Regions from separate parts of the Mus musculus genome. Here regions 2, 3, 4, 5, 6 and 7 are each linked to region 1. A link is a loop called in an ENCODE intact Hi-C map of the cell type or tissue named here. Cell type or tissue: heart. All regions are shown on one strand.

The links. A loop is a pair of places that touch in the nucleus more often than their neighbours do. Peaks named below come from ENCODE experiments on the same cell type or tissue, not always from the same donor. Only the 100,000 strongest peaks of a DNase experiment are listed, where the experiment ranks them.
Region 2: it touches region 1 in a loop (4-fold over the local background); 7 of 42 quality-filtered maps call a loop at or near these places.
Region 3: a loop joins it to region 1, with 10 times the contacts of the local background. A loop is called at or near these places in 22 of 42 quality-filtered maps.
Region 4: it touches region 1 in a loop (4-fold over the local background); 4 of 42 quality-filtered maps call a loop at or near these places.
Region 5: it touches region 1 in a loop (6-fold over the local background); 9 of 42 quality-filtered maps call a loop at or near these places.
Region 6: it touches region 1 in a loop (2.3-fold over the local background); 4 of 42 quality-filtered maps call a loop at or near these places.
Region 7: a loop joins it to region 1, with 2.2 times the contacts of the local background. A loop is called at or near these places in 7 of 42 quality-filtered maps.

Annotation. Positions count from the first base shown.
Region 1 is chr3:108,561,772-108,565,771 of GRCm38, reverse strand. It overlaps Tmem167b (transmembrane protein 167B), which reads left to right and starts at 3,306. Exons shown (of 3, transcript NM_026198.2): 1 at 3,306-3,501. The coding sequence starts at 3,492. In heart, CTCF peaks have their summits at 2,236 (motif pointing right) and 3,499; DNase peaks (open chromatin) are centred at 2,221, 2,661 and 3,301; H3K4me3 peaks cover 1,871 bases; H3K27ac peaks cover 1,705 bases.
Region 2 is chr3:108,443,202-108,447,201 of GRCm38, reverse strand. Sars (seryl-aminoacyl-tRNA synthetase) reads left to right here and starts at 1,943. Exons shown (of 11, transcript NM_001204979.1): 1 at 1,943-2,205. The coding sequence starts at 2,070. In heart, CTCF peaks have their summits at 957 and 1,961 (motif pointing left); DNase peaks (open chromatin) are centred at 1,951, 2,391 and 2,971; H3K4me3 peaks cover 2,597 bases; H3K27ac peaks cover 1,906 bases.
Region 3 is chr3:108,399,608-108,403,607 of GRCm38, reverse strand. Celsr2 (cadherin, EGF LAG seven-pass G-type receptor 2) reads left to right here. Exons shown (of 34, transcript NM_017392.4): 6 at 230-387; 7 at 740-903; 8 at 1,035-1,160; 9 at 1,505-1,671; 10 at 1,921-2,208; 11 at 2,288-2,462; 12 at 2,689-2,830; 13 at 2,985-3,105; 14 at 3,543-3,726; 15 at 3,890-3,991. Among named protein-coding and RNA genes, the nearest start is that of Celsr2, 14 kb to the left of the region's middle. In heart, a CTCF peak has its summit at 1,699; a DNase peak (open chromatin) is centred at 1,707; H3K4me3 peaks cover 569 bases; H3K27ac peaks cover 573 bases; H3K27me3 peaks cover 1,537 bases.
Region 4 is chr3:108,209,003-108,213,002 of GRCm38, reverse strand. It overlaps Atxn7l2 (ataxin 7-like 2), which reads left to right and starts at 2,476. Exons shown (of 11, transcript NM_001289545.1): 1 at 2,476-2,658. The coding sequence starts at 2,532. Sypl2 (synaptophysin-like 2) reads left to right here. Exons shown (of 6, transcript NM_008596.1): 6 at 1-737. In heart, CTCF peaks have their summits at 341, 1,912 and 2,111; DNase peaks (open chromatin) are centred at 422, 2,452 and 2,672; H3K4me3 peaks cover 2,470 bases; H3K27ac peaks cover 2,551 bases; H3K27me3 peaks cover 347 bases.
Region 5 is chr3:108,651,461-108,655,460 of GRCm38, reverse strand. Clcc1 (chloride channel CLIC-like 1) reads right to left here and starts at 1,548. Exons shown (of 12, transcript NM_145543.2): 1 at 1,481-1,548. In heart, a CTCF peak has its summit at 2,363 (motif pointing right); a DNase peak (open chromatin) is centred at 1,560; H3K4me3 peaks cover 2,147 bases; H3K27ac peaks cover 984 bases.
Region 6 is chr3:108,909,555-108,913,554 of GRCm38, reverse strand. It overlaps Prpf38b (PRP38 pre-mRNA processing factor 38 (yeast) domain containing B), which reads left to right and starts at 1,826. Exons shown (of 6, transcript NM_025845.3): 1 at 1,826-2,391. The coding sequence starts at 2,113. In heart, a CTCF peak has its summit at 2,329; DNase peaks (open chromatin) are centred at 1,774 and 2,364; H3K4me3 peaks cover 3,314 bases; H3K27ac peaks cover 2,320 bases.
Region 7 is chr3:108,280,916-108,284,915 of GRCm38, reverse strand. It overlaps Sort1 (sortilin 1), which reads right to left and starts at 852. Exons shown (of 20, transcript NM_019972.3): 1 at 476-852. The coding sequence starts at 775. In heart, a CTCF peak has its summit at 2,377 (motif pointing left); a DNase peak (open chromatin) is centred at 935; H3K4me3 peaks cover 1,868 bases; H3K27ac peaks cover 2,320 bases.

The DNA of each region.
Region 1 (4,000 bases):
TGGCAGGTACCCCACTTCTTGGTGTTTGGCCCTGCTGTCCAGGAGCTCTGCCTTCTTTCTCTTAAGCTTCCTCTGATAAAACTTTTAAACTCACTCTCTGTGGGCTATGAGTTTCTTTTTTCAAATTCAAGAGAGAACAGCCTGAAGCCACTGATCCACTGAGCTCCTGGCACCTTAACTCCTGGATTAACGCCCATCTCTGGCAAGAGACAAGGCTTCCAGCAAACTCAACAGTAGTACTTTCCCAAAATATTTTTATTGAACATAGTTTTTAGAATATATAAATCTTTCATGCTAAATAGGATATCAAATTACAAATTTTCTATCAAAGAGACCAATGTGGCTAGTAAAATGGCTCAGAAGGGAAGGAGGCTTGCTTCTAAACCTAACAACGTGAGTTTGGTCCCCAGGCCCCTCGTGGTAGAAGGAGAAAACTCACTTCTTTGAGCCGTCTTCTTATCTCTACATGTACACACACACACACGTACACACAGAAAAACACACAGAATAAAGAAATGCAAAAGAAAAGTGATATTTGCAAGCCGTGGAGCAGAATGGGTTACCAATGGAGTTAGCAATGAGAAAAATGGATTTTGTTTACAGATGTATTAAGAAAAAGCGAGAAATAACTTCTAAGAATGGGAGGAATGCCTTTCTTTTCTTTGACACTACTGAGGATTGAACGCAGAACTTTGAACCCATTAGGCATGTGTTCTATGGCTGAGCCACATCTCTGGCCCTTGTTTTATTGAAATGAAGTCTCACTACATGGCAAAGGCTGATCTGAAACTCACTCACTCACTCACCCACCCACCCACCCAAGTTGGTTTCCAACTTGACATTCCCCCAGCTCAGCCTGTTTTATTTTTATGTATGTGTGAGTGGTTTGTCTGTGTGTATATTTGTGTACCACAAGCCTGCTTGTGTGCCCACAGAGTCCAGAACAGCAGTGTGGGGCCCATGTAGAAGAAACTCAAAGTAATAAAATTAATGTTATAGAGGACTTAATGATAGATTTCCTTCACACAAGTAGAATTTAGCTACTTTTGCCTCCAAAATAATTAAAGGTAAGTAGCATGCTAACCAGCTCTGTTAGATAAATGAAGTTTTGGATGCTAGGATATAAATGTTTATTCATCAGGAATGACCAGCACACATTAGATCATATCTGCCATTAGACAGAATTGATTGAAGTGTACTTTGGGACTGGGACCCAAGATGACAGTGTTTGTGAAATGCATGCTTGTGAAGTGTATAAGCCAATGTGTATATGAGTTAGTGTCTTAGAGTTTCCATTGCTGTGAAGAGACACCACGGCCAAGGCAACTCTTACAAAGGTGCTGGCTTAGAGGTTCAGAGGTTCAGTCCACTATCATCATGGTTGGAAGCATGGCAGTTGTCCAGGCAGGCATGGCTCTGGAGGAGCTGAGGGCTCTGTATCTTGATCTGACTACAGCCAGGAGAAAGGGTCTAAAAGCCCACCCTACAGTAACACACTTCCTCCAACAAGGCCACACCTCCTAATAGTGCCACTCCCTGGGCCAAGCATACTGAAGCTACCAGTTAGTACAATCCTGTCAAGGCTGACTCTAATTTAGGCATTAACCACAGTCAGCCAGGCACTTTAGTACAGATCTTTGCCTTCATCTCTAAGTGTGAGGAACAATTTTTATTATTATTTCTACAACAGGATCTCCTGGAACCAGAGGAACATATCGTTGTGAGCCATCACTTGGATGCTGGAAACCTAACGAAGGTCTTAACAAGAGAAGCAAATGCTGTCAACCACTAAGCCATCTCTGCAGTCCTGTCTTGCTTTGTGGAATGTCCTGTGTGTATACACACATATGTAATCCAAGTGATTATATTAGTGATTATGTTAGGGTTTTTCTATATATCTTTTGGTTTTTGATGCTGTAATTTCTTAATTTGAGTATATTTTTTTCAATGACTCTTTTTTTTCTTCTTCTGGTTTTTCAAGACAGGGTTTCTCTGTATAGCCCTAGCTGTCCTGGAACTCACTCTGTAGACCAGGCTGGCCTCGAACTCAGAAATCCGCCTGCCTCTGCCTCCCAAGTGCTGGGATTAAAGGCGTGTGCCATCACTGCCCGGCTCAAGTACTCTTTCCTACATCAAACACTGTGGCTACTCTACTAGTGGTTTCCTCCTCTTGACTGTCCATTCCAAGTCTTCTGACAGTTTTGTTCTAGGTAACCAGGCGGTTCACAGCCAGCAGATGGCACTGTAGCAGGAATGGACAGAATTCTTAGGTTTCTGAGTGCAGCACTTTCAGTCAGACTCTAGAAAAGCAGACCCAGCTGTCTATAATTGAAGGTCCCAGTTTACAAAGCAGAACCTAAAGCTTTGTTCCCTGCACGCCAGCCCACCATTAGACTGTCATCATCTAGTCAAAACATCTTCAGAGAAGCCAGGGTACATTTCTGAAGAGGTGAGGCCAGCATGACTTAAACTCTGCAGATAAAGGAAACTATCCTGGTAATTTAAGGAAAAGAAAGTCATTCTAACAAACAGGAAGCTGTCTGAATGCTTCTGACAACCGAAAGCTTTAGGATCGGAAGCATGTGGCTTTTGTTATAGTTTCTTATTCCGTTTACGAAAGTCAGAGGCAGCTTGGCTAGATTTCCGCAAGAAGCCACCTAACAAGGGCTGTCCCAGGAGTCCGAGCAACTACTGTGGTATCCCCCTCAGCACTCAAACTCTCGTCGGGTTTCAGATATTACAGCACATATTACTGCTGCAGAGCATAGAAGCAAAACAAACAAACAAAACAAAACAAAACAAACAAGCCGTGTCCCCAAGAACGGTCCAACTATCCTGACAGTGGTGACGTTTTCAGCTTGGTATGGTAAGATACAGTGACCCTGCTGTAGTATACACACGTGCGCCACCTTACGTGCAATTGCTTCGCATTATAGCCTGGTTCCCAAGTGTTTTCTCTTGGAACTGTACCTGATTTCACTACCAGTTGTCACCTAAATAAGTTGGAGGAAACGGGATGGCTTTCTTTTGTTTCTTGGTCATGAATCACTGGAACCCTAAGTTTTGTTCTCAAGTAGATACAACGGGGAACGACATGTTCTGGCACACTGAACATGTGTCACAGAGCAATCCCTACAGCCTTTATTTTTCAAACACACTGTCTGGGTCCAGTCGGTCTAATTAGACAGGAGCAAGCAGGCGGACTTCCGGTTGCCATGACCACAAAGGAAGCCTCGCCCAACACGCTCTCCTCCCACTACGTAGGGACGCAGACGCTACGCAGGCAGGGCGAGGCTTTGGCTCGACGATCAGCTAATTATGCCTGATTGAGTTCGGCGTTTCTCTCGCTCGGCTCTCGCGCTTGCGTACTACGGCTCGTTCCCCGTCACCACGGCCCGGATCGGGAAGTGTCAAGTGGGAGCCGGGTTCCCCCGCATTTGCAGCCGCCACAGCTGAACCCGGACCCCTCACCCCAGCCGGGCACTACCGCCATGACGAACGGTGAGAGCTGGGGGCCCGAGCGGAGGGTGGCGGTAGAGGACTGGGACCAAACGTGGCGGGCGGGGCTAGACTGACGTGGCCGTTCCCCCCGCCCCCTCCCAGCCCGGCCCCCCTGGACCTTGGGGAGCCCCTAACTCCTGTCTGGGATGCTCCTTGCAGTTTCTCTTTTCTCAAGCCCATCAAGGTACCCTAGTGCCACACCTGACTTTTCGTTATCACCCTTTACTCTCTTTTCTTTCCTAGAAGTTGGTTCTGGCCGCTGGGGAGGTCGTTCACTATAGAATTATGTTGTTAGTCCCCAGGGGAGAGAAGCTGTTATCCAGTTCCCTAAGGTCTCATACTTTCTGACAGTAAGCTGGTTGAAAGGACTTAGTAATGGTATCAAATCCCACCGTTTGCGGGGGAGGTGATTGTAGACAACCCCCAAAGTTTTTTGTTTGTTTGTTTATTTTGTTAATTTAAAAGACACCAAAAAAAGCCTTCATTCGTTTGACTAAAG
Region 2 (4,000 bases), 120 kb after region 1:
GAGATCTGCCTATCTCTGCCTCCCCAGTACTGGGATTAAATTAGTAAGCCATCACTGCCCAGTAAATAATTTATTTTTATTTCATATGCACTGGTGGGGTTTGTCTGCATGCACGTCTGTTTGAGGGTGCCAGATCCACCGGAACTGGAGTAACACAGAGTTGTGAGCTGCCACCTGGGTGCTGGGAATTGAACCTTGGTCCTCTAAAAGAGAAGCCATCGGTCTTATCTGCTGAGCCATCTCTCCAGCCCAAAGAGAGGTATTTATAAACAATAATAAAACTAATAGAAAAAAAAAACCCTGGAGTTTGTTTTGTTTGTTTTTGAGAGGCCAGAATTTCAAAGTGATTTCTGGAATTACACTATAAAGGACTGATGCACTCCTTAGGCCCCACCTCTCAAAGCACCTGCCATTGTTTTCATACCTTAGATTACACGGATCTTACCCTCTCAGGGGTTCAGTGACCCCCAACACTTTGATGACAGTCTTCAAGTATTTTCTGCAAAGACTGCAGCTCTCTATCCTTAACATTTATTATTATAACTTCTCTTGGCTGCTTTCCATTTTCCAGCCGTCCGATTGCTAGATACTCAGGAAAGTGTTCTTTTTAGGAGAAGACACAGGAAGGGGAGAGCAGGTTTGTGGGTTCCGTGTTAGTTAATGTTTTCTACTGTGTGAGAGCAGTAGGTTTTTGGTTTGGTTGTATGTGTGTTTGGTTTTTGAGACAGATTCTCACTACACAGCTCTGGCTGGCTTGGAGTTCGGTATTTAGAACAGGCTGGCCTTGACTTTACAGAGCTCTCTACCTCCGATGTGATATAAAAGGCACCTACTACTAAGCCTGACTAGGTTTGGGTTTTTTGGAGACATGCTGGCCCTGAACTCATGCACCCGCTGCTCCCACTCACAAGGGATGCACATGGACATGCACTACCACATCTGGCCAAGAGAGGTAATTTCAAATGAGGTCTTCTCACTTTAAGAGTAACAGGTGTGTGTAGGTTGGGCTTGGTGGCACACCCCTTTGATACCAGAGACTCCCCAGGAAGAGGCAGGCATCTCTGTCTGAAGCCAGCCTGGTCTACATAGTGAGCTCCAGGACAGCCAGGCCTATAGATTCTATCTCAACAAACAAAACAAACAAACAGACAAAAAGAATAACTTGAACGTGTTGATAGAATAGCCTGGCAATGCTCAAATTACATAAACATAGAATAGTTTCAATCGTAAATATAAGCTACAACTTCTTGCAAAGGTCTATTGGATTTGGGTGAGGGATATGTGAGAAGAGAGGTGTGCTCATCTCATGGACTGTCTTCTGACACCCAACCCTTCTTCCCCTGGTTTTCAACACAAAACTGTAGCCAAAGCTGCAGGAGACCGGGAGGGGACAAGCTCAGATTATCCTGCCTCCTAGCCTCCCTCCAGTGTCTCTGTTTATTAAGTCCATCAGGGTCTCTAACCTTGTCCTTTTATCTCAGGGGGGCTTGGCAAAGGTTTGTTGCGGGAGGAAGGGGGTAGGGCTAGTATAAAAAGAAAAATAAAGGATGAAATGGCACACATCTTTAATCCCAACATTTTGTTTGAGGCTGGCCAGGTTTACATAGTTGCTAGTCAGAGCTACACTGTGAGACCCTGTATCAAAACAAAAAGCCCCAGGGCTCGAGAATCTTGAGGGTAGGTAACTGGGTGTGTGCTCTGTAATCAAGATAGAGGAAAACTGGCATCTGCAAAGTGCATTGTCTTCCAAGTCAGCTTCGGTCCACACCGAGATACTCCCTTCAACCAGAGGAACCTGAGGCATTCACGATTTCAGTGGGGGGCGATCAGAAGGCCTTTCAGTAAGGAGTTCAGCAGAGAAACAACCCGCATAAGGCTACCACGCCCTTTTCACTTCTCACCACTCCCTCTGGACCCTGCCTAACACTGCGGCTTCCGGCGAGCTAGGCGCCGCCCCCTCCCGGGCTGCCGGGTGCCTGCGCAGTGAGACCAGGTCAGCGCGCAGGCGCAGTGCATCGTCCACCCGCCGCTTACAGTCCTCTCTTAGTGTTAACTGGTGAGGTAGAAGGATGGTGCTGGACCTGGATTTGTTTCGGGTGGATAAAGGAGGGGACCCAGCCCTCATTCGAGAGACGCAGGAGAAGCGCTTCAAGGACCCGGGGCTGGTGGACCAGCTGGTGAAAGCAGACAGTGAGTGGCGACGATGTAAGTACCAGGAGCTCGCAGTATCCCTTGAATCCCTCATGGCTTCAGAGGTCACAGCTTACAGCTTTTGTCAGATGCTCCCGCGACTGGCCGGCTCTACCGGCTTGTCCGTAGAACAAGCTGGGAACCGGGCTTGTCCCCCTCTCCCTGCAGCTCCCGCGGCCTGGGTCCCTCCCCGCGCGTGCTCTATGCTGACTGCCGCCAGTGCTTTAGGAAGGAGCTGCACGCACGCACGCGCAGGGAGAGCTGTCAGGCCCTTGCGTAGCTACAGCAAGCCAGAGCTGGAGTTTTACTTGGGGGGCGGGCTGGGAATTAATTTTCTATACATTTTGGTCATTCTCAGTGTTTTATTCGTCTTTAGCAAACCCAGCGTAGTCCTCCGGGTTTTGCAGGGATCAAAGGCTGCTCTCTCAGACTGAGTGACTTCTGCAGCACCCTAGGATTACTCCACCCCAGTCGAACCATCTGGGGACTTTGGAGGCTACTCTTGACTAAATGCAGTGACCCTGAAATTTGGGGTGGCCACTTCTCCAACCCTGAAGGCATACCTTTAAGAATCAGGCTTTTCCGTGCTAGATCAGATAGGACGGAGGGGTGCTGTAAGGCAAGAAAAAGCTTGTAATTACTGAGGATGGTTGTGATTTGTGGTAGTTTTCTGGAAAAGACGTTGGCAGCGTAGAAGTGACCCATCGTCATTCAGGAAATTAAAAGAAGCTCTAGAATCCTCTGCCTCCCAAGTGATCACCTGGCAGACCGGATGTTGTCAGTGGCATGTGACTCGGGTAGTCTGATGCAATAGGTCTGCAACCAGCTGAGAACCTGGTTTATAAGAGCACTGCTAAGGCAATCCCACGATCCAAGAGTGTCTCCCTCCTACTCCCACCCTCCAAAATAAACAGGATTTCTTTCTCTCTGTAGCCCTGGCTATCCTGGAACTTGCTCTGTAGACCAGGCTGGCCTTGAACTCAGAGATCCACTTGCCTCTGCTTCGAGAGTGATCAAGGGTGTGTGCCACCATACCCATAGGGGTGTTTTGTGGACATGATTTTACTGTTAAAAAGCTTCTTTGGTATCAAAACATATTTGCTTAGCTGACAGTTGTGTACCTGTTCTGTATGTCTCAGGTACTCTAATAGGGTAATTTGTCAGAGTTTACACTTGGACCAAAAGTTTTGAATTGGTCTAAACTGAACTCCCCTTTTTTGTTTAAGATAAAGAATATTTGGGGGGTACCTGCCTTTAATCCCAGGACTCTAGGGGTCAGAAAGAGATAGATGTCCGAGATTGAGACTAGCCTGGTCTACATAGTGAGTTTCAGGCCAGTCAGTGCTACATAGTGAGAGCCTCTCTTGGAAGGAGATACTCTGAGATGGACTTGGTGGCATTCACATATTATCCTAACACAAGGTAGTCGGAGGCAGGAGGATATGCATTTCAAGGCCAGCAGACCCTGCCTCAAAAACAAAACACCTTGGTTCCGAGCACCTTGCCTTGAATCATAATCAGAAATAGCAAGATTTCTGTACCTATCTATTCTGACTAATGTGATTTTAAATATGTTAGTGGTCTCTTGCATAGAATGTGCACATATAGGAAATTTTGACCCTTACCTGAAGAGATATTGGTAGGTTCTTTAGGGATCAATAGTATAGACAGGCATTAAAGGACAACTTTAAAAAGTGAGCGTTTGTTTTCAAGATGAGGCCTGGCAATTTTGTCCAGGCTAGTGTAGAACTCAGTGGGCCCAAGTAGTCCTCTCCTCTCAGCTGGGGGTCCAGATCTGCCTCCACGCCTG
Region 3 (4,000 bases), 160 kb after region 1:
GACGGAGGAATTAGAGGGTCCAGGTCTTGATGCATGCGTTTTTCCAGCCCCGGTTGATATTGTGAGTGGTGAGGGAGGCTGCTCACAGCTCTTGTGCCTGGGAGGGGGATGGGGATGTGCTGTGCAGGGCACCTCCATCCCTCTGGGCGGTCCTCGTCTGTGGGTGTGTGTGCATGGAGAGGTGCAGCCCTATGCCGGGTTGTCTACTGCCTCCCTTCTCTGTCCACAGCCACTGTTGGGTCAGACAGGGCTTCCCCAAGGTCCATCTGAGCAGAAGGTAGCCGTGGTGTCCGTGGATGGCTGTGACACAGGGGTGGCTCTGCGCTTTGGAGCTATGCTGGGCAACTACTCCTGTGCTGCCCAGGGCACCCAAGGAGGCAGCAAGAAGTAAGCGGGGAAGGTGGGGGCAGGAGCGAGGGGGTGAGGGGGGCAGGAGCTAGGGAGAGGGTAGTACGGGCCGAAGGGAAGGGGCTCCAGAGCGGGAGCCAGTCAGATGCGCCCCTTCCTGACACTGGCAATGTTGGAGAGTTAGAGTCAGGTCTTGGCGGATGGTGAGGGAAGGGTATGGGCTGAGAGCACATTTGTATATACTGCAGTGCCTCTACTTCCTGGGCATTGTTCTAAAAGGGCTCCTCAGCCTTGGTCCAAGTGCTCCCTTTCTTGGGCCTAGTGACAGGGTACGGGGTAAGAGAAAAACCATAAACTTAAACCCCTGTGTCTTCACGCTTTCGTCCCCCAGGTCTCTGGACCTGACAGGGCCCTTGTTGCTGGGTGGGGTGCCGGATCTGCCCGAGAGCTTCCCCGTCCGAATGCGGCACTTTGTGGGCTGCATGAAGGACCTCCAGGTGGATAGCCGGCACATCGACATGGCCGACTTCATTGCCAACAATGGCACTGTGCCTGGTATGAGGACCCGGGGTAGGGGCAAGGCTGGGAGCCAACTGCCAAGAGGCTCGGCTGTGCGTGACCTGACCAGCCTGTGTGGTCTTCCAGTCTCTGCTGTTGGTCCCTGAGTCCCTTTCTCTTCCTTCCAGGCTGCCCCACCAAGAAGATCGTGTGCGACAGCAGCATTTGCCACAACGGTGGCACCTGTGTGAACCAGTGGAATGCGTTCAGCTGCGAGTGTCCACTAGGCTTCGGGGGCAAGAGCTGCGCCCAGGGTAGGAGTGGCACCTGCCACAGGTTGGGGCCTGGGTGCTGTCAGTTTGTCTGGGATCACAGGCAGGGCTTGGGGCAGGCTCTGGGCAGGGTTCTGCAAGCTGGGCTGTGGGTGGAAAAGCGTGTCTGGGCAGAGTGAGAAGCTAGGCAGGAGACAAAGGGCCTAGTCAGAGACAGGCAGGCCCTGGGCACAATGTAGGGCCGGCCCGGGACAGGTAAATGCTCTGGAGGGCGGGGCACTGAGAGGATTGGGTGTGAGGGGAGGCAAGGGTCCAGCTCTCATAGAGCTGCCCCGCTTCCGACTCCACTGCTCTGCCCTTGAGTCACTTTTCATCTGCCTTCCCAGAAATGGCCAACCCCCAGCGTTTCCTGGGCAGCAGCCTTGTGGCCTGGCATGGCCTCTCTCTGCCCATCTCTCAGCCCTGGCACCTCAGCCTCATGTTCCGCACACGCCAGGCAGATGGCGTCCTGCTGCAGGCCGTCACCAGGGGGCGCAGCACCATCACCCTGCAGGTGATGCAGGGCACGTGGGAGTGTGGCAAGCCCCGGCTTGGCTAGCGTTGTAGGAGCCTTCAGGGGGTTGGACCCAGGTGGCTGGGCAGGGTTTGGCAGAAGCGAAGAGCTGGCTGGGCCCATTCCGTGGGTCAGTGCTGCCACCTACTGGGTTTAAGGGAAATAAGCAGCCTCCTCTGCCCTCAACCAGGCAGAATGGAAGAACCCATTGATTGAGGTGGTCTGCTGATTTTTCCCCCTCTTGTACAGCTTCGGGCAGGCCACGTAGTGCTAAGTGTGGAGGGCACAGGGCTCCAGGCGTCATCTCTGCGTCTTGAGCCAGGCCGAGCCAATGATGGTGACTGGCATCATGCACAGCTGGCACTGGGAGCCAGCGGGGGCCCTGGCCATGCCATTCTGTCCTTTGACTATGGGCAACAGAAGGCAGAGGGTAATCTGGGCCCTCGGCTGCATGGACTGCACCTGAGCAATATTACAGTCGGGGGAGTTCCTGGGCCAGCCAGCGGAGTGGCCCGTGGCTTCCGGGGCTGTTTGCAGGTGAGTCTCCTCCCCTGACCTCCCATTCCTACCTGGAGCCCTGTTCCACTGAAGGCTAATGCTGCTCTTATCCCTCCAGGGTGTCAGGGTAAGCGAGACACCTGAGGGTATCAGCAGTCTAGATCCCAGCCGCGGGGAGAGCATCAATGTGGAGCCAGGCTGTAGCTGGCCAGATCCCTGTGACTCGAATCCATGCCCTACCAACAGCTACTGCAGCAATGACTGGGACAGCTATTCTTGTAGCTGTGTTCTAGGTATGCTGAGGATGCGGGGAGGGAGAGGGACGGGGGACGGGGCCAGTGCCACGGGTCACACTCCATCTCTAATATGTGGCCAGTCACTTCTTCTCTGAGCCGTCATCTCCTACAGGGTTATGGCTGCCTGGTGCAATGCTTAGAGTGGAAGTAGATAAGAGGAGATGGACAGAAGAGAATGCCAGTAGAGGGTTGGCCCTGAAACTTTTTGGTCCTTCTTGTCCAGGTTACTATGGTGACAACTGTACAAATGTGTGTGACCTGAACCCATGCGAGCACCAGTCCGTGTGTACCCGAAAACCCAATACACCCCACGGCTACATCTGCGAGTGTTTACCAAATTACCTTGGGCCATATTGTGAGACCAGGTAGGTGGGTCAGGGCTTATCTCTGCTGTCACTCTGAGCCCTGAGAGTCTAGCTGAGCTGCAGCCGAGGCTGAAAGGACCACCTGTGGTTGAACCAAGTGGGAGGAGATGTAGTGGCAGAGGGGGCTCAAGCCTGTCTGGGTGTCTTTCTGCAGGATTGACCAACCTTGCCCCCGTGGCTGGTGGGGACACCCCACATGTGGTCCATGCAACTGTGATGTCAGCAAAGGCTTTGACCCAGATTGCAACAAGACAAGTGGGGAGTGCCACTGCAAGGTGAGAGTCCCGAGTGAGCCCCCACTGTGGCACCCTGCCCTGTAGCTTCTGGCCTGCCCCCGCCGGGGAAAGAAGAGGAGTAGAGGATCCGGGCCTTCCTCCGGAGAGCGGAGCACCCCGTGCCTTTGCCATATTAGGCATGGCAAGAGGTCGTTTGCCCTTATATCCAGATGCAGGGGGATCCAGGACCAGTATTGAGGCAGGGATCTCTGGACTAGCCCTACAGGCTGGCTGGCTGCAGCCTATTCTGAATGCTTGGTTTCTCATTGATGAGTTCAACTCCAGGTCATGGGTAGCTCTTGAGAATGTTAAGTCACATTCCCATGAGGACCCAGGGCAGGGGAGACTGTCTCTAGGGAGGCCGCAGCTTGAAGCCTCCACCAGCATCCAGGATGACATCTTGATCCAGTGACCTCCCCCCACATCTTCCCTCCTAGGAGAATCACTACCGGCCCCCCGGCAGCCCCACTTGTCTCTTGTGTGACTGTTACCCCACTGGTTCTTTGTCCCGAGTCTGTGACCCCGAGGACGGCCAGTGTCCGTGCAAGCCTGGAGTCATTGGGCGTCAGTGTGACCGCTGTGACAACCCTTTTGCTGAGGTCACCACCAATGGCTGTGAAGGTAGGACTCTTGGGGCAGGTAGGCTCCCTCCTCACCGTATGCTAAGAGCTTACATTGCAGAGGCTAGAAATGAGGCTGGTTGTGGGTCGGTCGGGGACGTGGAAGGAAGGTTTTGGGGCCTGGACGGAACTGCTTATAGGTGACCATGTGCTCTTCTCCATAGTGAATTACGACAGCTGCCCACGGGCCATAGAGGCTGGGATCTGGTGGCCCCGCACGCGGTTCGGGCTACCTGCTGCTGCCCCCTGCCCCAAAGGCTCCTTTGGTAGGTCTT
Region 4 (4,000 bases), 350 kb after region 1:
AGTTTTGCCTCCAGCTCCAGAGGTACAAAGAACAAAAGAGTGACCATTTTTCTTCAAACAAGTCCCTGTGGGGATCTGGGAGCAGCTTCGACTCAAACTGTGTTTGGATTCTGCGTCTATATTTATAATTTATTTGAACTGTGACGGATAAAGTGTTCTCATTTGGGGCCCAAGTTAGCAACTGGCCCATCAACTACTTTAGAGTAGGAGTTATCCACTCCCACCGAGCATTCGTACTCCAGGGCTCGCTCTAGGGTTGAAAAGGCTCTTCCTGGCAAGAGTCTGGCTATGGCCAAGAGAGTCTTGATTTAGGCTATGGTCTTTCCATGGCCGCCGGAAGAGGAAAGACCAGTTCACCTCATTACCTCCAGGGGGCTGGGCAGCAGTAAGTGCCAAGGGCAGCTCTGTCCTCATGAGACTCGTGTCCTCTCCAACCAGGGCTGGCACCACCACTTTGCCTAGTCAGGCCTGAAGCGGGAGAGGTGTCTGGTTTCTCTAGCTATTGCAGGAGGCCAACAAGCAGGGAACTTGCCCTTTGCCCTGGTAGACTTTACCATGTGGAGACGCCTATCCAGGACCTTTCTTAGACATGAGTCCCCTTCAACATCCTGACCATGGGCCTCCTATTTCTGGGATTGCAGATCGAGGATGTGGGGAGAATGTTGCATGTTGTTCTGTGGTGCTTGTTACTACACATTTGAATAAACAGTGCTGCGAACATTTGCCAAGAAGAAGCCAAGACCAGAGGACTTCTGGGGATTTTTTTCCCCTTCTCCTTTTCCCTCGCTCTATGTTCTTGGACAAATTTCAGCATTTCTACCAAGACACTCCTCTCCTTGCAACTCTGAACCCCAGGCAACAGAGTCTGCTGGCTAGGCAATTGCTTCTGGCAAGCCCCAGTCTAGTGACATCGACTCTTTTGGCGGCACCCAATTACTCCAAAGAAACCAAGACTCATTAGCAAACTTGGACCAAACTCAAAAGGCAAAAGACAGTGGCTTCCACAATGCTGCCTCCGTTTGCTCTCCTACCATCTGTGACCCAAAGGACAAATCGAGGGCCATATGCTTCCCTCTTCTCACTGTAGTGTTCACGCTGCACAAACTCACACCTATCCATCTCCTCAGACAGTCACATGTCACATTTACATTCTCTAGAAAAATGTACTTGGGCACAGTTTTACATTTAGTCTCATCAGGTTTCTGGGCCTCTTAGGGACCACCTCTGGGTGGGTCTTAGGTTTAGAACTTCTGCCCTCAGATGTTATTCTTTATGTAGTTAAACTGCTCTTATATGGGAGGCAGAAAGTCACAGACCTTGACTTAATTGCTCCCAAACTTGGCTTCATTTTAGGCAAAGGGATGCAATATGGCGTGATGGGTGAGGTAGTCAAAGAAAAAGAGGATTAATATTTAATTTCCAATGAGAATGGGGACGGAGATGAAGGTAGATTTTTGTCTCTTCTGTGAGGGTGGGAAGAAATATTATCAGCTGAGAAGGTGGGTGATTAAGGTACTTTCTGGACCTTAGCAGAAAAAAAGAAAGAAAGAAAGAAAGAAAGAAAGAAAGAAAGAAAGAAAGAAAGAAAAGAAAAGATAGATATGAGAAACCTCCCTATGCCAAGGCTTCAATAGCAGCTTTTCCAGCGGTGAAAAGATTCACTAGAAAAAGAAGCCAAAATGATGAATGGAGTCAGGGTCCAGCCAGGATTTGGGAAGAGGCGGTGCAGGTTATCGATTGTAGTTCCCAGGAGGAGAGAGACGATCAGCAGAGACACTGCAAACACCAGCAGCCTTGGGGCTACCCTAGTTCTGGGGCTGGTTCTGGATCGGCGATAGCCTTCTGTCATACTGACAGGTGATCTTAGCAAGCTCAGCCAGGTCCTCCCAAACCTAAGACACAGTACTCCAAACCTCCGTTCTGCATCAAGGCAGCGTGCGTTTCCCATAGAGGAACAGCACAGGAGCTGTGGCCCTCCCCCACCCCAAGCCCTGTGTCCTTCAGCACGTCCTGCACACTCCCTCCCCTTGCCCTTCTGATTCACTGCGCCCACCTCCTTGCACCTACCCTATTCGATCTACAGGGGTGCAGAGGCGCTTCGTGGCCGCCAGCCCAGGAAGGGGCGCCAGCCAGCTGGCGGATGCACGGCTTTAGAAGAGTATCTTGGGCAGAAAGAGGTTTGGGGCTCGGGTATGCGCAGTAAGTTTGGGAGAGTGAACTAGTGGCACAAAGGACGTGTACGGAGGGGTTGAAAGAGGATATCCCGAGGCTTTGATCTCTCCTTCCCCGCGTGCGATTGTGCATTTCGGAAGGGATCCCTCGGCTAGCTCCGTAAGCATCGCCACCCCTCCGCAACTACACTTCCCAGAAAGCTGTGTTGAGAGTGAGGTAGTGGCAGGAGGCACGAGCTGCGCTTGCGCAGAGAGTGAACTGGCAAGGTAGGGGGAGAGGGAGGCGTGCCCCCGGTCGGAGGGTGGGGGGAGGGGGCCGCGCGGCGGCGGCGCCAGGGCGGGCGCGCGTCCGCGGCGGTGATGGCGGTGCGTGAACGCGCGGTGGCAGCAATGGCCGCTCTGGAGCGGCGAGTGCCGAGTCTCGATGACTTCGCGGGACAGAGCTGGAGCTCGTGGGTGGAGCGGGCCGACCTGCCTGCGGCAGACGGTGAGTACAGACACATTAGAATCCGGGGACCCCATCACTATCTCCCCTCCCCCCCAGGGCCCCCTCCAGCTGAGGGGAGCCGCCGACTAGAGCCGCCGTCCGGCTCCCCGGCCCCCCAAACAAAGGACCCGCCGGGTCCTAGTGCCCGCCTGCTCAGACACCTTCGCGCCTCCGGGTCCTAGCGCCGGCGTATCGCTCGCAGCCCACCCTGCCCACCTCTGTCTCTGCGGGTGTACAGTACCTGCCCCCCACTTTACTTGCCTTTATCTTTCTTCTCGTGAGCCGTCCTCCAGCTTTTTTCGGTTCTGCACCTGCTCCGGCTCTACCCATCTGCAACAGTCCTCTCCACGTGTTTCCCACGCACCCCACTTCTGTGCCCCCCTCCCCACCCACTTGATTCTTCGCCTTTTGCCCCGCACCTTAGCTTCTTTCAACGTCTCCCTGTCTGCTCAGTTTTCCCGAACCCCCGCCCCCTCTGCTTTAGTTCATCCATCCTCCATCCATCCATCCATCCATCCTCCCGACCTCCCTCTATCAGTCCATCCATACATGACTCCAAGCCTCCATCCTTTCCTGGGCCTCTTGTCCTGCCCCTTGGCTCTCTTCCTTGACCCCTATTTTCTGTAGGCCCTTGAGTGTCTTTGGTGAGCAGGCCTGCAGCCCCTTCTGATCTTTGTCTCCTGGGCCCCAGGGAGCACCTGGCCTCGTGGCCTTTCGGGGTGACAACAAGCATCACACCCCTGAAGAAGTTTGCAAGTGAGAAGAGGTGGAGGAGGAGATCTCATGGAGCGGTCTCTAATGCCACTTGTTCTCTTTTGAGACCTCTGACTTACAGCTCTGTTCTGTCATTCCCCACACTTGAATTTAAGGGACTTAAAAGAGTGGGAGCTGCCCCTTATCTTTTGCATGCCTAACCCACTACCACTTACATCTGGGTATTATGATTGCCAATAATCTTCTCATCCTAGAAAGGGGCCACTCTGTTAGTGAGCATTAGAGAGTCATCCTAGATGGGCATACAGGCCACCCTTGGACTGCCCCCATGCTGAGTGGGCTAAGATGGGGCCCTCGCTGGGTCTAGGTGCACTGAGAACTGGAAATGGACTCAGATTTGGTGACTCAGAATTGATCCCCCCACCCCCACCCCAAGGGACAGGGAGGGGGCTTAGAGGAGGGGGGCGAGGAGTGAGGTAGGGGGATGGGGAAAGAGCTGCTTTGCACAGCTAAGATGTTTTTGTCATTAACCCAGAAACTGAGGTACAAGGGCAACCCCTGGACAAAGCCCCCCTAAGAAGGGGAGGGGCTTGCGTAGCTGATCAAGGAGACTTTGAAGATGCCAAAG
Region 5 (4,000 bases), 90 kb before region 1:
AATCAATTGGAAATTCAATCCCTCCTGTCAGAGGCCGGTGGTCATCTAAGACTAGAACTCTTTGAAAACAACAACACTTAGAACTGATCCCACACTTCCTCCAAAGTTGCAATCTGGACCTGCTTCGAGCTTATTTTAAAGACAAGTCTCTGAGATAGGGCCAGCCAGTGCTACATAGACTGACTCGGAAAAACAAAAACATCACAAAAATCTTCCTATGTTGCCTCAGTTTATGAAAAAAACCTGCGTTACTCTATGACTTGTCGGTGGACACCAGTTAGTTTGTATCATTTTCTCATTGCCTCAACTACAACACATGTACTCCAGTGCGCACAATAATAGTATATAAAAAAACATACTCATACAATAATAGAGGACATTTTGTTACTGAAACATATGCTCCTTTAATCCTTACAAAAACTCTTGGAAAGGGCACCACTGTCTCAATCCCAGAAAAAACGGGTAACATGCCCATGGCCTCTGAGCTCTGAGAGGTTCCTTGGAGGTTAGGGTTCAAAAGCGGGTGAGGAAACTCTGCTGGGTCTTATCACACAGGTGGGAAAACCAGAAAAGGGGCTTCTCACAGGGGCGGCCTCTGGCTTAGCTCTTAAGATGTGCAGGCTGATTGACAGCCACGAAATGGAAACCCTCAAGAAAGTCACTGATTTCAAAGAATCAGAGGTCTAACCAACCAGCCAAGCAGGACTAACCGGGTTAAGGGAAGTCAAATTCTCGGTTATCTTAGAAGCGGGAAGTCGCTATTTAGCTCACGCGTGTTCTTGTCCTTTCCTGGCAATTGAGGTTGTTTTTTTCTGTTTGTTTGTTTGTTTGTTTTTCGAAACGAGGTTTCTCGGTGTATCCTGGAAACGCTGTAGACCAGGCAGGCCTCGAACTCAGAGATCCGCCTGCCTTTGCCTCCGGAGTGCTGGGATTAAAGGGTGCCCACCGCCCACCAGACAATTTTCATTTCCAATATGTGCCCAGACAACGCTGAGAAGAGCACTTTTATAATCAGTATCATGGAGAAAACCTGACGTTTTGCACCTAATTATAAACCCACAGACTTACAGCATCAACTAACTTAATATACTCAAATTAAATTTGGAGTTTCATACCATTACTCCAACAAATCCAATATATATATATAATTTTTTGGCCGTCAGTATTTGTTGCAGATTCTGCCAAGGTTTCAGATAACACAAGCAAGGATGCTCTTGCCCCAGGGTGGGCCGCTCGGTATATTCGCAGGGTTAGCCGAGACAAGGGGAATGACTGGCGGGCGCTGTCTACCCGCGTAAGACGGAACAGGGAATCGCCACGGGCCCAGGCCCCGGCACCTCTCACGCTGCCGCGCCGCCTCCCACGCAGACCCGCGGGCCGCCCCGACACACCGAAGAGCGCCCACTCACGTCGAGGGTCCTGCCTGCTCTTTCAGAGGGACCCGGGCCAGCCCGGCCGCGGAAGACGCCGAGCCGCCTACCTCAAACACGGTGCACTCGGACTGGAGTCCCGAGCGGACTCATCGACTCGCTCGGCCCGCAGCTGTGCGGCCTTCCCGCGCGCGTTGCTGATTGGCTGCGCCGCGGGGGCGGAGGCGGGGGCGGGACCAGGCCGCGCTCCTCTGCTCTGAAGTAAGGGCTTTTCAATTACCCAACCACCAGTTCAGTTCAGACGGTCGTGGCTAAAGGAGCCAAGTACGTCTAAATAAGTAAATAAGTAATAAGTAAATAAGGAAAGAAAAGAAAGAAAGAAAGAAAGAAAGAAAGAAAGAAAGAAAGAAAGAAAGAAAGAAAGAAAGAAAGAAAGAAAGAAAGAAAGAAAGAAAGAAAAAGAGAGAGAGAGAGAGAGAGAGAGAGAGAGAAAGAAAGAGGGGGGAGGGAGGGAGAGAAGGAGAGAGAGAGAGATAGAGAGAGAGATCTACTTCGAACATAACTTTCTAAGTGGAAGATAATGGTTAACTAGTACTATATATAGTGAGGGAGGCAAATGGGAGTTTGGACGTAAGGTTTGTTTTGTGTTTATCTTCAACTTCTGGCTTTGCAGTTTCCAAAGTGTCCAAAGAGGAACCCCACCCCAGAAATGAATACAAAAACTAACTGGCAATGAGACACTGTTAGTATTTAATTTGGTATTCTTGGGTATACATACATCATTTACAACTTTTTAAGATTTGTAGTCGTTTTAGATTTATTTCATATGTATGAGTGCTTTGCTTCATATAGTATGTGTTCCACGTGCGTGTCTAGTACATACAGGGGTCAGAAGAGGGGGTTGGATCCCCCTAGATAGGAAGTCCCAGATAATTGTGGCACCAACACGTATTTTCTTTTTAATTCTGATTGTGTTTCTGCATATGAATGCAGTTGCCAGCAGAGGTCAGAGCTGCAGTTGCCAGCAGAGCATCAGGTACCTGAGATGCAGAGTTATCGGTGATCTTGAGCCACAAAACTCGGTTGCTGGAAACCGAACTTGAGTTCTTTTAACAGCTAAGCCACTTCTCCAGCCCCATTGCTACTGTGGCTGGTAGCCTTTCAGATGTAGATGATAAGATCCTACTGCTGTAGCAACCATGTGTGTACAGAAGTCAAGATGGAACTGGACTGAATGCTTACTCTGGAAGGTTAGCTTTCATAACATAAGGATGCCTTATGGAAGAAGTCACCAGCAGTCTTGCCCTGCTGTGACCTTGTATGTTACCCGGCTGCCCTCCCAGGCAAGATGTACCCACATTTGCAATAGTGGCAAACTGTTAAGTGGGTAGCCATCTTCTTTCCAGCTTGATTTGAGGCCCACTCCATAGGAGGGGATTCATGTCCGGCACAGTAGACCTGATCAAATCTGCGTCTGGGAGGTCAATGCCCTAGGGGGGAAGCTACTGTTCTTTTGCTGACTAAATGTATCATACATATCAAGCAGCCTTCCAAATATTTATGTTTACCCAAACATTAGTACTGCCTTCAGCTTTGGGCAAAGAAGCTTCATTTTGCAGTAGTAGTGCTTAATACAGAGACTCATAACTGCTCAAAGTGCTGAGAATAAGTGGCTTGAATGCTCAGCCCTAAATGAAACATCTAACTTGCTCCTTCCAAAACTCAAAGAACATCATTTGGTGGGTTGGGGGGTGGGGGTGGTAATGGTAGAATCTGAGAGCCAGAGGAAGGGTAGAAAGGTAGGCGTGTTGTGGACTCTTGTCTCCCTGGCACGACATGAACTCACTAGTAGCTAAGAACTGTTACAAGGCAGTATCTGTCTTGACGTTGTGAACATGACATGTGAACATGGAACAGGGCTATGGGCAGTTAATGATTGCTTGAGGAGAGGAGGTATTTTCTTCAATGGTATAGCAACTAATTAAGTTGCCAATCTATACTGTAAATAACCTTTCACCTTTGCTCACGTAACCAACCCTAATTAAACTTATATTAGCTGAGTCTCCACTCTTCTTTTTAATAGCATGCATTAATTATAGATAATGGTTTCATCGTATTTTCATGTTTATAATGTATTTTGATCAAACCCACTTATTATAACCCTCTTTTGTCCCCTTCCCCCTCCTCCTGACCCACTTTCCACATCAGTTCTTGTACAGTCACATTTTATTTGTGTGACTCAATAGGTTTAATTATGGATGCTTACACATGAGCATGGATAAGGAGGAGAGATTATGAAGTTAAGGTTATCCTTGGATATAGGGATTTGGGGCCACCAAACTCCTTTATCCATCTTTATTGGTTATTTTCCTGTTGCTGTGATCAGAAGCTCTGACACAAGCATCTTAGGGGAGAGGGGCTTATTTGAGTTCAGAGTTCAGGGGAAGACTGGAAGTCATGAAGCAGGAATGTGACACAGCTAGTCACATTAGGTTCTTGATCCGAAAGTAGAGTGACAAAGGAATGCTAGTGCTCCACTTGCTCTCTCCCTTGTAGCCAGTCCAGTACACCAGTCCATGGGGTGAGGCTGCCCACAGTTAAGGTGGGCCTTCCTACCTCTGTGTCTTAGT
Region 6 (4,000 bases), 350 kb before region 1:
CCCCCCCAGTGCCCCCCCCCCCCCCTCAGTCTCCCGTTTCAGTCTCTGTATGTGCTGCTGAAACTAAGATCTGCTCGGAAACTTCCGAACCCAAAAGTTTCCAGGAAAGGACGACAGTATGCGACCAACGATTGGAGTTTGGCGATTCGCACGGCAGGCTGCTCACCTCATGGCATTCAGGAGCAGAGGAGCACTAATGGAATTATTCTGGCCATTGCTGAAGAATGGACTGAAGCCAGAAATAATGCAAGCAATACAAAGTAGACGTCAAGGTCATATTTAAAATTATGCATATGAACTATTTTTCTTTTTTCCAGTGATAGGGCTGAAACTCTTGCTTGCTAATGAAGTCTCTACCTTTGAGGAACATCCTCAGCCCCTAATGCTCATATCCATGAATGAGCACAGGAAAACACGTTTCTGTTGGGATTAAACCAACGTTGCCCATGCTAGCTAGGCACCTCGTCTACCATTAAACTACACCAATAGCCTGATTTTTTTTTAAGTCAGATTATTATACCAGTCTAGTCTTGGCCTCTTGATTGTTCTGCCTCAGTCTCTGGAATGTAAATTTCCTTTCAGACGTAGCCATCAAAACCAACCTAGCCTGATTTAAATACACACACACTATAAGGATGTGGGGTAGCCTTTGGTAAGCATTAAGTTCCTAATGTTTCATCCACACATTACAGACATTTTATTGCCACTACTCCCCACGAAGCACAGCTCCCAGCTTCTTGCCAACTGTGCTATTTTCCATCTCTAAGCCTGATTTTGCTTTCTATGCTTAAGCCATTCTTTGCTCAAATCAGGCTTATTAGATGGTAAATAGTAGATGATGGTCAAAGGCTCCAGCAGCCTCTTAACTCTCAAACACTATTAATCTTAAATTATTAGTACCTTTGAGAACAGATACCCTGATTACTTTCCCACCTTTTCTCCATCTCCATTCCTCACTCCCTTTTCTAAGGCCTAGCCCAGTGCAGCGGTACCATAGAACTAGCATCTCACTACATGTGGTAGCTCAGGACCCAAAATCCCAGTATCTCGAAGGCTGTGGCGTAAAGATTGTCTTGTGTTTGAGGCCAGCCTGAGCTACATGCTAGCCTCAGCTATAGTGTGAGACCCTAATTGAAAATTAAAAAAAAAAAAAAAAAAAAAAAAAAGGTGAGTCAATGGAAGCACTCCACGTAGGGTAGCAGATTTTATGTTTTTTGTTATTTTGAGATTGGATGTCTATGGAACTTGGCTTCAGAATCACAGACCCGTCTGCCCCTTCCTCCCCAGCACTGGAAATAAAGCGGGCGCCACCACACCCAGTTGAGAGTACTTTCTTTAAAGCTCACAACCCAGTTAAAATATTATCCTAATCTTAGGAGAAAAAAAATTTGGGGCCGTCTACGACTTCCGGTAGGACACTATTACCTCTGCGAAAGCCTCAAGGACTCTATCGGAGTCAATTCCCTGACTCTAGTCCTTTCTGGAGAATCTAACAAAATTAACTCATGAGACTTCGACCGCTCCGCAGGAGCAGTCACGCATCCGTCCAGAACACAAGTGTCACGAGACCCTCTTCCTGCCTCGAGAAAAATCAAGCAACGGATGCAAACTCTAAAACATAGCAACTGTGTCCAGACCCCCTTCCCCCTGGGCCAAAGTCCCAGGAGGAAGCCACCAGCCCGGCACACAGACCACCGGAGCCGAGCCAACACGCAACGACCTCGCGCAACCAGGAAGAGGAATAGCCTGCACACACGGGCGGCTCTGATTGGCCACGGCCTTAGCTCGAACGCCCGGGCGTATGGCGTCACTTCCGCTGGCCCCGCCATCTTGTTCCCAGGGGCAGTTGGCGGAAGAGATCGAGCTCCTCTGCTGCCCGTTCTGCTTTGCGTCCGGAGTTCTCCCCGCCTCGTTTTTGGCGTCCGTCTCGGGCCCGGGCTCCCGTGTGTCGGCGTCCCAGTTGCAGTTTCCCGCTCGGCTGGGGCACAACGCGGCGGGCTCCTTGCCCCGACGGCCTTCCATGGAGTAGGTCCGGGACCGTTGTCCCGAAGAGCGCGATCGAGCTTGGCCTCCCTCCTCCCGCCCGCCCTCCTTCCTTCCTGCCGCGGCACCATGGCCAACAACAGCCCCGCGCTGACCGGCAACTCGCAACCGCAGCACCAGGCGGCCGCGGCCGTGACCCAGCAGCAGCAGCAATGTGGCGGCGGCGGCGGCGCCACCAAGCCGGCGGTGTCGGGCAAGCAGGGCAATGTGCTGCCGCTGTGGGGCAACGAGAAGACCATGAACCTCAACCCCATGATCCTCACCAACATCCTGTCGTCGCCTTACTTCAAAGTGCAGCTCTACGAGCTCAAGACCTACCACGAGGTGGTGGACGAGATCTACTTTAAGGTACGCATCCTCTAGGCCGCGTGTCGGGGGTAAGTTCGCCAGAGCGGGGTGTCGGATACCGTGGATGCACCCCCTTTCCCTCCCTCCTGAGACCCGCGGATTTGGGGGAGGGGGAAAGTTGGCGGAGGGAGAAGTGAAGCTTGGGGCTGGTTTGGGACGGGTCGGGCTAGGGCCGCCCTCTTTTTTTCCTTTTCAGGTTTTGTTTTTTTTGTTTTGTTTTAATAGCCGGGCGAGCCCGCCACAATCGATCTTTAACCTACCCCAACCTCCTGCCTATCCCTAGGGAGCTGTTGGGCAAGAACTCTAGGGGAGAGGAGAAAAGTAATACCAGAAGCCTGTCCAAGTTCACCATTTTTTAAAAAAATGACTCCTTTTTACCTGTGTCGACTAAGCACTAACTCGGTGCTTCTGCCGCTGCCCCCCGGGCCAGCGGAATTACTGAAGTAATTACTTCAATGTCGGCCTCGTGCTCTTCGTTAAGCTCTCCAATCCCGACAGAAATTGGCCAGTGAGTGTGTCGGGTGGGCCGGGAGGGTTGAGGGTGGCGTGGAGTGCCAGGGCAAAAGAGGTGTACAGAAGGCCTGGAAATTTTTCCCAGCAGGAAGTCAGGAGTCGAAGGTGTCAGCCACCTGTGCGTTGGGCATAATTAGAATGCTCTGGGCCCTGGGCTTCTTTCTGCGGCAGGGTCGGTGCTGGCTTGGCTGTGCTGGGGAGCTCACCTGGCGCCTCCTCACTGCACTCTTGTCTCAGTTCTTGTTTCGTTAGCAGGATTGACTCAGTCTTGCAGCGAGGCTCGGAGCAGCCCAGGGTCGCAGGTAGAGGTATGCACTATTAATCATGCTCAATCGCCAATAAATGCATTTCCCTGGTTAAATGAATGGCTAATTAGGTTTATTTTTACCGGTTTGGTGTTGGGCCATTGATTTTGGTCTCACTAACTAGAGTCTCCACTTCCCTACAAATTAGGTAGTTTAAAAAATAACCTTCCAGGCCTCCGAGGTTAATTTATATTTTAATGAGTATTAATAGTCTTCATGTCTTCAAGCATTTTCGCTAGAGCATGTAAAGTAAAACACATCCAATTTTTCTTGTCTTGACATACACGTGGAGATGTTAACGAAAAGAGATTCTGTATATTTTACCTACTTTTCTCCCAGCCACTTGTTCAGGTTAATGAGAGATTTTTGAGGTACTAATTGCTTTTTATAGACAAACCTTTTAACTTTGTATATATAAAATATACACGTACTCTTGGTGTTCTTTTACAAAAGCTATTAAGTAGGTGTAACTAATACTATGAAGTAGTTTTTTTAAACTAGCTTTTAAAAGGTAAGGCCTTTTCAGTGTGGATGCAGCATGGTGAGTGATGATTGTGGATGCAGTTAACTTTGAAAATTTGGGTCCCTGTACCTTTGTGACAGGTTGTTTTAAAATAGAGACTAATATTTCAACTTAATTTCAAATGTATTCTGAAAAACTTATTATATTAGAAAGTATGTTTAAATTCATTTTTAAAACTAAAATGGGGGGGTGGGAGATGCCCCATGGACTAAGCATTTTTTGCCTTTGCGGAGAACCTAAGTTCAGGTTCCACCATCCACATCAGGCA
Region 7 (4,000 bases), 280 kb after region 1:
CTATGGAAACACAAGCCATGACCTAACAACTGCTGTGGGATTTCTGGACGTCAACCTCAAAAGTACCGACCCAGGGAGGGCACACCTCTGCTTCTGGGCTGTCCAACTTCTGCGATCACTCAAGGGGTAATTATGCCTCCAGCTTCCTGGTAGGTACCAGCGTTGGTGGACCCGGCGTTCTATATTCGGGGTGGGGGTTGGGGGGGGGGGGGGATGACCGGGAGATTCTGACAACTTAAGAAGCAGAAGCAAAGAATGCAGCGAGTCAAAGTCTCGGATTGCCTCGGCTATGACGACACACAGCCCCACGGGCCGCAGCCACCCCGGCCCCCGCCGCCCCCGCGCCTCGCCGCCCTCCGCAACCGGGGTCTCGCGCTAGCCTCGAAGCGTGCAATGGGAGCGGAGCGGCCGCCTGGGGCCGCGGGCCCGGAGGGGCGACCCAACCGGGGCGGGCGCCCGGGCCTCGCGCGCTCACCTGGTGCGTATTGTTGGTCAGCTTGGCGATGAAGTCCGGGAGGCGGCCGCAGTCTTGGTCCTCGGCGGGCGCGCCGCGGCGCCAACGGCCAGCGCGGGGGACGGGGCCCCCGGGCGCGGCGGCGCGCAGCCCCCAGCTCACCCCGACCGGACCGGCCCAGCGCAGCAGAGGAGGCGCGGGCGGCGGCGGCGCGTCCAGCCGGTCCTGGCCGACGGCGGCAGGAGGCAGCAGTTGAAGGAGCAGGAGGAGGCCGAGGGGCCAGCGCAAAAGGCCGTCCGCAGCTCCCCGGGGCCGCTCCATCGCTGCCGAATGCAGACGCCGCTGACACCTGCCACCCGGCGCGCCCGCCCACCCCCGCCGGCGCTGCGCCACACCCCCGAGCTCGGCCCCGCGCTGCTTGGATACGCGCAGCCGGGCCTCTCCTCCCCAATAGGCTGGCCGCCTGTCCTTCTTTCCCGGCCCACTCCTCATTGGCTCGCGTCGCCTCCGGCTTCGGGGGTCCTGGATTCGGATGCCAAGATGCGGGACTGATTGGCTGGAACGTGGCAGGGACGGCTGAGGTCATTCTCCACCGTCGCTCGGCGTCTGCGGGCTGGGCTCCCGGAGTTGGCCTAGGGGTTACCCCTCTCCCCTCCCCGCTCAGCCTGCAGGTTGGCGGCGCTTCCGGAGACCCTCGGGTTAGGGTTGGGTCACGTTGCCGCCTTCTCCACCCTCCTCCCAACCCCCCTCCAAACGCTCCTAAAAATTTCCTTCGGTGGAAACCGCGCCTGGGAAAGCCAGGGAATCCCTGAACTACTACTCTCAGTTGGAAAAGGGGCTCCGACATAAACTGGTACATTAGGATTTTAACCCCGGCTCGCTGGCTCGCCCATTGTCTGCTGAAGGAGCCAAGAAGGTGAATGCGAAAATCCTATGGGGCAGATGAACATCATTACACCCGTGTCTCATGGAAGCCGCAGAAGTCTTTCCAACATGTTTGGCCTCAGTCACCTTCCTCATCTGCAGGGAGGTAGTCAAGAGGCGAAAGTACTTTTTGGCTTCTGCGGACTTGGAAATGTAGGTAGCTTTGCCACCAAGTGTAGGTATACGGGAAGAGAATTGCCTAAAGCCCACTTTATATATTATCATTTTAGTACAGTCACATTCTGATTTTAGTTACCTAAAGCACCCTTAGCCCTGCAGTAAGTGCATCACACCAATTCCCTCACTGAATATGATGCCTCCTAAATGAATACCCACCTCCAGCAAATAACCTCCCCACTGTTCCCTACACCGCAGAAGCTGCTCACACAACTTTTAGAACATGCAGTGCTGGTAAAACCAGTTCTAAATCCTTAACTTCACTCCACCTCTTCCCAACATTTCAAGTTGTTCAGTCGGAACTCAGGAAGCCAGATAAAAAGATACAAAGTATGCAAAATGTTATACCAGAGTGGAAGCCATTGGAAGTTACTTTTAACTTTAACAGTAAACTCAAACGGCAGGCCTACCCGAGTATGCACACGGAATAGTACAAACAAAACTATTTACGTACTCGGGAGTTTTTCCTCTCCCCAAAACCACAGTAAGAAGGGAGCTGTGAAGCTCTGGAAAGCGGAACAGGATGGCAAATCAACAGAAAAGCCCTCCAGTTTCTGAGCCACTGAACAAGATAAAAACTGATGAGTGTGTTTTCTTTCCAGAAATATAAACGCCACATTATTTATTTTTAAGCACAACTTATTTTTAATTCGTGTCAAGTATGGATTAGATCACAAGGCAGTCAGTTACAGTAGCATGTGACCAGTTACGGAGGGGAAAAAGGGGGCTACAAAGGAATATTTCTTTGTTTGGGTGACAAAGATGAATGGTCTATTGTCTTACTATGGGGAAAGAAGAAAGCTAACTCAACAGTGCTACCTGCTGGAGAAACTACCAGATACATCTTTTAGCTATTTAGTTCCATTAACGTTTAGATTTTGTCAGTTTGTTGAACTGGGGAGTCTTTTTTTGTAGCCCAGGGTGGCTTAGAGTCTTTGATCCTCCTTCACCAGCCTCCCAAGCAAAAATATCAATATGAAGTAATTATCACAAAGCTATACCTTTTTGTATGTAAGATCATTTCTTGAACACAACATTTAAAGAAAAGTAACCATCTCTTTGAATTATTCACATTGTAATTATAGCAGATAATGATACTTACTGTTCTCAGTTATACAGACATCCTGCCTTAGCAATAGGAGGGACTGTAAGCTGGAGGGCTACACTATGTTTTCCCTTCGCTTTTTTCTCTGTATATTCTTGAGTGACACACCTCTTCAAAGCAACGTATTCTTTTCCACATCTGCATTAATCTATAGTGTTAAAAGCAGTACTGGACCTGGAGCAACGGCTCAGCAGTTAAGAGCTTACAGGATACCTGGGTTTAGATCCCAGCACCCACGTGGCAGCTCACAACCACCTGTAACTCCAGTTCCAGGGGATCCAATGCATTCTTCTGACCTCCTCAGGCTCCTCATATATACTTGGGTACATGTGCGTGCGCGCGCGCACACACACACACACACACTCACTCATACACATTAGAGATGATTGCCTCTTTTTCCCACTAGAGGTACTTTTCTTAGACTGTGGGAGACTACAGATGACCTTTCACAGCTATGACAGCTTCCCAATAAAATTCTTAAATGACTGGTGGTTAGAATATGCTTGGGCCAGAGAGTGGCACTGTTAGGAGATGTGGCCTTGGAGTGTGTCATTGTGGGTGTAGGCTTTAAGACCTCATCCTAGCTGCCTTGAAGTCAGTCTTCTCTAGTGGCCTTCAGATAAAGGCCTCCTGCACCATGCCTGTCTGGATGCTGCCATGCTCGAACCTCTGAACCTATAAGTCAACCCTGATTAAATGTCCTTATAAGAGTTGCCTTGGTCATAGTGTCTCTTTACAGCAGTGAAACCGTAAGACAATGACTAAGTTGATACAAGATTCCAGGGGCTAAATCTCACATGATACAGGATTAACATCATAACAGGATTAACATCAGTAGAAATCTGCAGAATGTTGAAAATAAACCCAAGTTGCTTTCATTGTATGTGTGGGCAAAACTTCTTCCTTTGCTGAACTGATGTTTTCAAATGTGTTTCAGCACACGCTACTTTTCACTACACTGAATTTTGTATGAAATCAGCTACCATATTACTACTATTTAGTATCAGAGTACAATTTCCTAATGAAAGATTACACAAAGCCCAGCAAATAATTCCTAAGCCATCAAATGAACCGCAATTGACTAGAGGACTAGCCATGCTTCAGCCAATGCAAACCACATCTCAAATTGCTGTTGAGACTTGCTGGTTACTCAAGACTTGGTGATCTGAAACCTTGAAAATCTTGAGATCAAGTCCCAACAGGTTTTTGCTAATTTAAAACAATTTTTAATTTTTAAAACTCCTGTGGATATTGTCTTCATGTCTACATAGCAGGTGTATGCCTGGTGTCTGAGGAGGCCAGGAGAGAGTGCATCCCTGCCACTGGAGTTATAGATGATG